Linked DNA regions of Homo sapiens: region 1 is linked to region 2. A link is a contact called in ENCODE Hi-C or POLR2A ChIA-PET data. All regions are on one chromosome and are shown on one strand. Each heading gives the region's core, a stretch centred on a gene start or an enhancer-like site at or near the end of the contact. The rest is flanking DNA. Distances are from core to core; before and after follow the strand shown.

Region 1 (4,205 bases), core at 73-2,572, 83 kb after region 2:
GCTGGCTTCTTTCCGGGAGTGCTTTTATATCACAGCTAAAAATCCATTAGGAATAAAAGGCACTATGCTTCGTTTCCTAAAAAATGCTACCCCACAGATTTTTGATGGATCCACTCTTGACCAAACCCATGATGCGTATGATACCCCCTGGGGCAGCAAGTGGCCGCTCTGAGATTTTCTGAACACACTCACGCTCAGCCCAAAGGAAAAGGGCAGGAAAGAAAAAATCCTCGCGGAACAAAGCCCGCAAAGACAAAGGAGACCAAGGCTGACTCCCATCTCCCACCTGCTGGCCTTTTCCCGTCCTGCTCGCTAGGTCGTAAAAGCCGTGGCCGGCGTGTGCTCTGGGTACAAAGCAGGCCCCATTCTCAGGTCACTCCACTCCAGCCAGCCCAGCACCATGCCAGGACAGGCGGCTCCTGCCCAGGATTAGTGGCTGGGGCCAGACAGCTGCAGGGGCTGGGCCGGCTTCCTACTCCCCCAGGGATCAAAACCTCCCTCTGGCGCCTCCCACAGCCAGGAACACAGGCGGGCACGCAAGAGCGGGATTCCAATTGCAGGAGCTAAGAGTGCTTGGCTGTGTGTAGACCCAACCAAGCCAGCCTGCCTGGGACCCTGGGACGGCCAGGGCTGGCTTGTTTACAATGGGCCACCCCTCCCAAAGCCAGCATGCTCTGGCTCTCCTCTCGTTCTGCCCCCACTGCATTTTGTAAGATGTGTGTGAAACCTGCAAAGCCTGGATCCCTGGGAGGGTTCAGCAAACATGTGCTTCCTTTGAAGCTCTGAAAGGCAGAAGCACAAGAGAGGTCAGCCTGTAGCCTGGACACGAGGAAGCCAAGATCAACAACTAAGCAGGGTGGCGGAGGCGGGGGTTCAGCAGCTCTGAGGGGCTCAAGGTGTCAGGGGAAGATTTGTTAAAATGCAGGTTCTGGGCCTGCCTTGGAGATCTTCACTCAGTAGGGCTGAGACATCACTCAAGGCCCCAACAGGAAAGGGACAATTTACAACAGTGAAGGGACCCCTGGGGGAAGTGACGCCAGGGAAGTGGGGAAGGGGGAAGCCTCCACTGGAACCTGGGGGAGACAGGGACCCCCAGTCAGGGGAGCCGGAGTGAGCCCCAGGCGAGGGGCTCCCCTGACACCTCCCTCTCCACCGCAAGCCAGAAGTCAGGGGAGCCCCCTGGGGTACAGCCAATTCAGACCACTCCCTGGGCCAACAGCACAGCAGGGCTGGGAGGGACAGACAGACAGACAGACAGACATGGCCAGCACAGGGCATGCCCAGGAAGCTGCCTTTCCACAGCAAGCCTCCTGTGTGACACCTGGGCAAACACCTGGCCTAGGTCTGTTGTTGACTATCCTGCTCTCCACAAGCAGTGCTTCCTCGCAGTCCTGTGTTAACACCCAGGGGGATCTGCAGGCGGATGGCACCTAACACAGGCCTTTATGTGACAGCGACCCTTGCTGGTCCATGCCAACAGTGAGTTCAACAACATACCAAGCCCTACCTCCTGGGAGATTCATAAAATCCTGGGGATAGGCATGGGGTGGAGGAGAAGGAATCAAAAGCCAGGGATCTCTCCAAGAACTTGGAAATGAGAGAAGACAGCTCTTAGAACAGAATTAGACCATCAAATACATGAATCCTAGTAGCACCAGTCACAACAGCCAGAAGGTGGCAACGACCCAAATGTCCATCAACGAATGAAAGTGTAAACAAAATGTAACATAGCCATACAATGGAATATTATGCAGCCATAAAAAGGAATGGGATTTTGACACATGCTGCCACGTGGATGAACCCTGGAAACAGTCTGCAGTGAAAACAAGACAGTCACCAAAGGCCACCTATTGTATGGTTCCATTTATAAGTCATGTCCAGGATACACAAATCCATAGGAATCCATAGAAACCGAAAGCAGAGCAGTGGTTGTCAGGGGCGGGAAGGAGGGGCAGCGACTGCTAATGGGTGCCCTTTAGGGTTGAAAAAATGTTCTGGAGATGTGATAAGAGGTGGTGGTTGCACAACTTTGTGAATATTCTATACAGCACAGAATTGTGACATTTCAAAATGGTAAATTATATGTTATGTGAACTTCATTTCAATAAAACTTTTTAAAAAAAATAATGAAACCCTGTAAAGAAGCAAAGCCACTCTAAAGAGGTCCAGTGCCACCGAGGCGACTACAGGCAATGACACCTTAAGAAGGTGCCCATGAGGAACCCATCTGAGGCTAAAATATTATGCACATGCACAGAGAACAGTCTGGAAAGATACATTTATTAAAAATAACTGTGACACTGAGAGCATATTTTTGTTATGAGAAATAACTACTAAAGCATAGAAAAAGAAAACCTATGTTTAGTTAGGAGTTAGGAGGGTACCTAGTCAGTCAGGCACAGGAAAAACGCCACCAACAGGGGAAGCCGTGGCAAACTTCACCGAGTGACAGCCAGGAGCCGGGAGCAGTTGGGGTGCTAACGGGGAGCCCCAAAGCCTGCAGTCCCACTGGAGCAATGTACCCCACAGAGGGCAGGTACCTAGGGCCATCTTGGGTGGGTTTTAGGACTCTCAAAACCCAACTCAAACCAGCTAAGAAAAAACAGGAACAGACTGTGGCCCCTAAAATCACACCGAGGTGAGGACAGGGGTGGGGCCATCCCTGGAGCCAACTGGATACAGACACTGCAAGCCCCCCAGCCTCCAGCCTCTGTCACCATCACTGTGAGTTCAGCTTCTGTATGCCAGAGCCACATCTCCCTGCATAGGAGCGTGACTGGGAAGGTGTCACACGCCCATAACTGCAACTTCTCACTCCCGTTTTACAGATGAGCAAACTAAGGCCCAACAGAGGTCAGTGAGCAGAGCCATGCAACTGTTCCTCACCAAGATTTGACCCCCTCCACCCCTCAGACCAGAGAGTTTAGTTCCAGAGTCCAGGCTACACACAGGTGCTGGCAAAATGGGAATCTGCTTCTCAGCAGATAAAACAGTAAACAGACACTCTATCCTTCGAATGACCCTCATTCTGCTCTCATGCCCCGACCTGTACAGTGAGGATGCATTATCTGCACCTCCAAAGTATCCCCTTTTTTCCTGTCAAATGAATACATTGGTACCCTGGCCTCAGTGGCCTGCGTTTGTAGGATCTAAGTCCACCCCAGAATCTGGTGTTTGAGAGCTAGGCCCTGGCCAGGGGAGAGTTCTCCTCGGTCACGCTGGTTCCAGCCCTTGGGTACTGCTTCCTGGGTCCCTGCCACAGAGGACCAAAAGGACAGGGCCACGCTGGCCCTGCTGCCAGCCATGCCCCATCCACCGAAGCCCTGGGCTTATTCGATCAGAAGCCTATTCACGTGTGATAGCTTGAAGATTTTCTAAAGAAACGTAGCATCCAAGTTGGGCAAACTATTTCATAGCAACTAAGAGGCAGACCTGCCTCCTGGCACACATCTATGCCTGGGCAGATGGCAGCCAGGTTCAAGTTACTTCAAGTTCTTTTGAAATCAGGAGATCAAAGGCAGAACGGAATCAGCATTCCTGTTGGAGGTTCATCCGGGCCCTCCCTGGAATCTGCTGCTGTCAGGCAACTCCTCCCTCTGCTGACAATTCTAGAATCTTGTGTGGCCTTCCGTTATCTGAACCCAGCCCATCTGCTCTGGGGACCCTATGTCACGGCACTGGGATCAGAAGATTCTACTGGGGTCCATCCCTGCCAAATGCCTGACCCTTTTTGTTTTACTTGTTTTGTTTTTGAGACAGGGTCTCGCTCTGTCATGCAGGCTGCAGTGCAGTGGCGTGATCACAGCTCACTGCAGCCTTGACCTGCTGGGCTCAATCAATCCTCCCACCTCAGCCTCCTGAGTAGTTGGGGATACAAGTGTCACCAGCACGACTGGCTAATTTTTTGTATTTTTTATAGAGACCAGGTTTTGCTATGTTGCCCAGGCTGGACTTGAACTCCTGGACTCAAGTGATCCGCCCGCTTCAGCCTCCCTTGGATTACAGTCATGAGCCACCGCATCCAGCTTGACCTTGGTTTGATGACTTCAGCTTCTCTGAGGCACAAGTTTCCTCATCTGTAAAACGAGGCTGCTAATGAATATTTGGCTCAACCCACCTGTCCTTCAGAAGATTACGCAACATAACAAACCCAAGACAGCTTGGCAAACTATAAACCACTGTGCACAATTTAAATATAAAATAAG
Region 2 (4,283 bases), core at 1,717-4,216:
AAGAAGGAAGGAAGAAAACCAACCAAAGTCTAGGTGGCAAGTGTGCTCTTTGCTGCTATTGTGTCACTGTTTCTCCCTTTCAATAGGCAGAGATACGAAACATAGTTTTTTTTAAATTAAAATCATGAGTTCATGTGATGATGCCTTTACCTCCCACCTCCAATCCCACACCAATAGGTTCTTCTTCACATTCCCGCACCTCATATATGTTTATCTCTCGCACTGTGAGGACCTGGGTTTCCAATAACTACATATTTCTTCATTTGCCCAGTCCTACAAACCCACAAAATAGTTTTGTAATTACTACACCAATGTCACTGCTGAAAGCAAACCTATTAAGTAAATGTCAACATGTCTTTGAAGCTCTTTTGTCCTTAAAATCTATCCCACTGGAAGGTGCACAATCAAAGTACACTTTTCAAAAGTTACCTGAATTAATTGTTCTTTTCCTGTGTGGTTAGAATATCAATTTGGCATATAGTTAGGCTCATCTGGGTTTTTTGTTTTTATTATTATTATTATTGAGATGGAGTCTCGCTCTGTCACCCAGGCTGGAGTGCAGCGCTTGATCTCGGCTCACTGCAATCTCCACCTCCTGGGTTCAAGTAATTCTCCCTGCCTCAGACTCCTGAGTAGCTGGGATGACAGGTGCCTGCCACCACGCCCAGGTAATTTAGCATTTTTCAGTAGAGACGGAGTTTCACCATGTTGACCAGGCTGGTTTTGAACTCCTGACCTCAGGTGACCTACCCGCCTAGACCTCCCAAAGTGCTGGGATTACAGGCATGAGCCACCGAGCCCGCTTGGCTCATCTGTTTTTGCTTGTAATCAATTGCATTTGATTCCAATAACAAAAGCCAAGGAAAAATAGAAGAGTGTCACCTTATATAAAGCATGTATAGAGCACCATGACAATGGAAAATATTACTCAAGATAATAAAGTGCAAATTTCAATTTCAATTAAAGGGAAGATGTTTCTCAAGAGATGTAGTGATATGAAATTATCTGGACTTAGAGGACATTGGTACTTTGATTTTTCCTTCATTGTTTTCTTGGGCAATCCTCAGAGAGCTAGGAAGACTTAAATAGGGCCAGGTGCGGTGGTTTATGCCTGTAATCCTAGCACTTTGGGAGGCTGTGGCGGGTGGATTGCTTGGGCGCAGGAATTCAACAGCAGTTTGGGCAACATAGTGAGACCCCATCTCTACAAAAACAATTTTAAAAATTAGCTGAGTGTGGTCACACACCTGTGGTCCCAGCTACTCGGGAGGCTGACGTGGGAGGATCGCTTGAGCCCGGGAAGTTGAGGCTGCAGTGAGCCATGATCGTGCCACTGCACTCCAACCTGGATGACAGAGCAAGACTCTGTCTCAAAAACAAACAAACAAACAAACAAAAAATAGTCACACAATCAATAAGGGCAAAGATGAACCCTGAGATGTAATCATGGATCAACCAAGACAAAATATTACCTGCTGAAAGAACACAAAGGCACCTGGTGATTTCAGTAGCTTAACAAAACAAGAAAAGATTAAAACTCCACACCACTGGACAGTCAGACTTGCCAGGCGTTTTTCACCGGCAAACAGAGTAGGAGTGACAGGTGAGCTGGAGTCACAGTTCTGGCCATTTCTCCCTGAGCTCATTTGCCGTTCTGCCGTTTCTGCTGGAGACTCCACTGCCGTTTAATTCGCAAACTGTTCTGACCACAGTTTGGCTGCTCAGTTGCTACTTTAAATCTTTATTTTCCCTACGTATAATACATAATGTTAATTAAAATGTTGATTCCCGTGGGATTCACAAATTTCATAATTTAAAAACTTTGTGTAATTTCTTTAATTGGGATTCAAATAATGCTGACCTCCCTGAGGAGTTACTGTACATGAAGCTGAACTAGTAATAAAATTAAAATGTCAGATGAGAGTGAAATATACTTTTCTGCCTTGATACACAGCTGAATACTTGCACACTGTGAATCCAAATATGTTCCCCTGTGTTTCTTCTTAAATTCACCTAGCAAGGCCTCTATTCATCATCTCGTGTTTCCCTGGAAACCATTGATAAGATTTCAAAACACTTCAAAACAATATAACCCTTCTCTAGAGATGTTTCCTCGGTTGCCGAGGAAACCTGTCTCTCAAATTTTGGTTCCGGGAGTGAAGATTCCTATGCCAGGAACAAAACCATATCTAGAAATTTTTGAAGACAAGACCTGCCCTGAATAGGAGGATCTTCAGGTGCTTCCATCCTCCACCCACTGGATTTTGTCCCCTGCCCTCTTGTTAGGATTCCTCACGCCGCCGGATGAGGGGGCTACGAGTTCTCTCCCCTGGAGGCCCAGCCCTCACTCACAGCCTCCTCCAGCCCAGCTGGAGATGGAAACTTTCGGAAAATGTACAGGCAGCGCAGTGTGGGGTAGTTGCAATGCAGTGTGGCACTGTGAGTCTCTGCGTCTCTGTCTCTCTCTCTCTCTTCTCAGTTTCTTATTGTTATCCCAATAATTAATGGAAACCAAGCCTGCAAAACCCGGCCCCACCCTCTCCTGCCCCAGCCCACCTTCCTGCTTGTGGGAAAAGGCCAGGGGTGGAGACAAGGAACGGCTAATGCCACAGGGAGGAAATGAAAGCCGGTTGGGAGAGGGAAAGCCTCAAAAGAAAGAACTAAATTAAAGCCTCTCCCATCCCCTCCAGCCAGGGGTCAGCTCCTCCAAGTCCCCAGGCAACAGAAGTGAATGTAGCAGCTAAGGTCAGCATCTGGTCAGATGGTACAGCAGGGGCCCTAGGAACTGGGCAGGGCCAGGACCACTGAAAGGCTGCCCCACCGGCGGGGACCGGCAGGAGGAGGACAGAGATGGGAACGGGAACAGGGAGTGGGAGAGGCGAGGTGGAGAGAGCTATGCGGAGACCCAGCTGGCCATGTACGCGCAGGAGTGGGCACTTGTCCAAGGCAGGGGTGGGACTTCTGAGTTAGCAGCGTTCACCCGTGCTGGCGGGAGGACCCGTGGGGAGGAGGGGCAGGTGCAGAGGAGGGTGCTCCCGGGATGAGCCCAGGAAGAAGGTCCAGGAGTCAGAGGTCTCACTCTATAGCTCAGGGAGAGAAGGCTCCTTACAAAATGCATGACTCCACTTTTGAGAGAAAGCACCAAGATTTTCAGGAAAGTAAAACTGTGTATAACTCAGCTCCATTGGCCCGAGTTGGATTTGGCATCAGGCATAATGCTTGGTTCCCCCAACTCTTCTCTTAGAAGGGACAAAGATTTGGGGGCAGCATCAGGACTCTCACTGCCTGAGAGGGTAAAAGAGGCCTTTGGGAGCCTGCCTGCTGTGGGGCACATAATGATGACCAGGACATGGCTGGGTCCCGGGGAGAGCCCAGCCCGGAGCAGGTGTGGAGGGGGCGGGTGGGCAGGGCCCATCAGAAATGTCCAGATGACACGAGGCAGGGGTGTGAAGGGGAGCACATCCACTGCAGGTGGGGCTGTATCATGTGGGAAGCAGCATTAAACTACGCCTGAAATCGTATCGACTGTTTCTTACAAATGAGAAGGAAGAAAGACCCCCGCCAGGAACAGCATGGTGGGGGAAGTTGAATGCCCAGGTGTCTGCAGCTCAGGGTCTGTGAAGGTGGAAGCCACGGGGTGGGCCCGAGCAGTTTTAAAGAGCCTGCAGTCACTGTTGATAGGCAGGGGAGCCCAGAAACCAGGCAGGGGAGCACAGAAACCAGGCAGGGGCATGACAGCTGCGAAATGTGCCTCCCTTGGAAAACGTGCAGTATCTTCCTTCTCCCAGAGAATGGAGATAAAGGCAGGATTTTGAGGAAAGGCAGGCAGGTGGAGGGGGATTGTTTGGGTCCATGGCTTTCTGCAAATAAGAAGATGCCTCTGTGGGAAGGTAGGCGGGTCTGTGGGACGCACAGCGTGTGGGTGCGAGGTGGATGCAAGGTGTGGGTGCAAGGTGGATGTCTTAGGTTACACTTGGCACCCACATTCCTTTTATTTGAGATGACGCCTTGCCAGGCAAGCAGGCAGCTGCCCCTTCTACAAGGACAGGACATTCTGTTCCACAGAGAAAAACTCGTTTGATACCACTTCACATTCCCTCCTGCTTCCTCACAGTGCCAGACCCAGGATTCTCCCTCGCTTCTGCATCATCAGTTCCTCCTGGATTGTTTCCATTAGCAAATGCACTAAAAACAAACAAACACACAAAACAACATCCTGGCCCTGTTCACGCCCCTCTGCTGCTGCCTTCACTTTCTTCCCCCTCTGCAGCTCAGCTGCTTGG

Evidence for each region. Hi-C counts contacts between places; a loop is a spot of excess contacts on that map. ChIA-PET counts read pairs that join two places held with the same protein, here RNA polymerase II (POLR2A). Pooled maps may share reads with other maps.
Region 1: a map of heart left ventricle shows a loop between it and region 2 (2.9-fold over the local background). The contact joins two enhancer-like sites. A Hi-C loop is called at or near these places in 4 of 168 maps with a recorded cell type or tissue (Right ventricle myocardium superior and heart left ventricle) and 1 of 50 pooled maps. POLR2A ChIA-PET finds 5 or more read pairs at or near these places in 2 of 52 experiments (A673 and WTC11).

Annotation. Positions count from the first base shown.
Region 1 is chr2:235,002,273-235,006,477 of GRCh38, reverse strand. All of the region lies in intron 2 of SH3BP4 (SH3 domain binding protein 4), which reads right to left. Among named protein-coding and RNA genes, the nearest start is that of SH3BP4, 52 kb to the right of the region's middle. RefSeq lists enhancers at 1-519, 520-1,107, 1,108-1,697, 2,986-3,824. Within about 2 kb of position 1,322, at least 12 of the 41 ENCODE cell types and tissues checked have a DNase peak (open chromatin) inside an H3K27ac peak, as active enhancers do.
Region 2 is chr2:235,086,619-235,090,901 of GRCh38, reverse strand. No RefSeq gene overlaps it. Among named protein-coding and RNA genes, the nearest start is that of SH3BP4, 140 kb to the right of the region's middle. RefSeq lists an enhancer at 2,946-3,446. Within about 2 kb of position 2,966, at least 4 of the 41 ENCODE cell types and tissues checked have a DNase peak (open chromatin) inside an H3K27ac peak, as active enhancers do.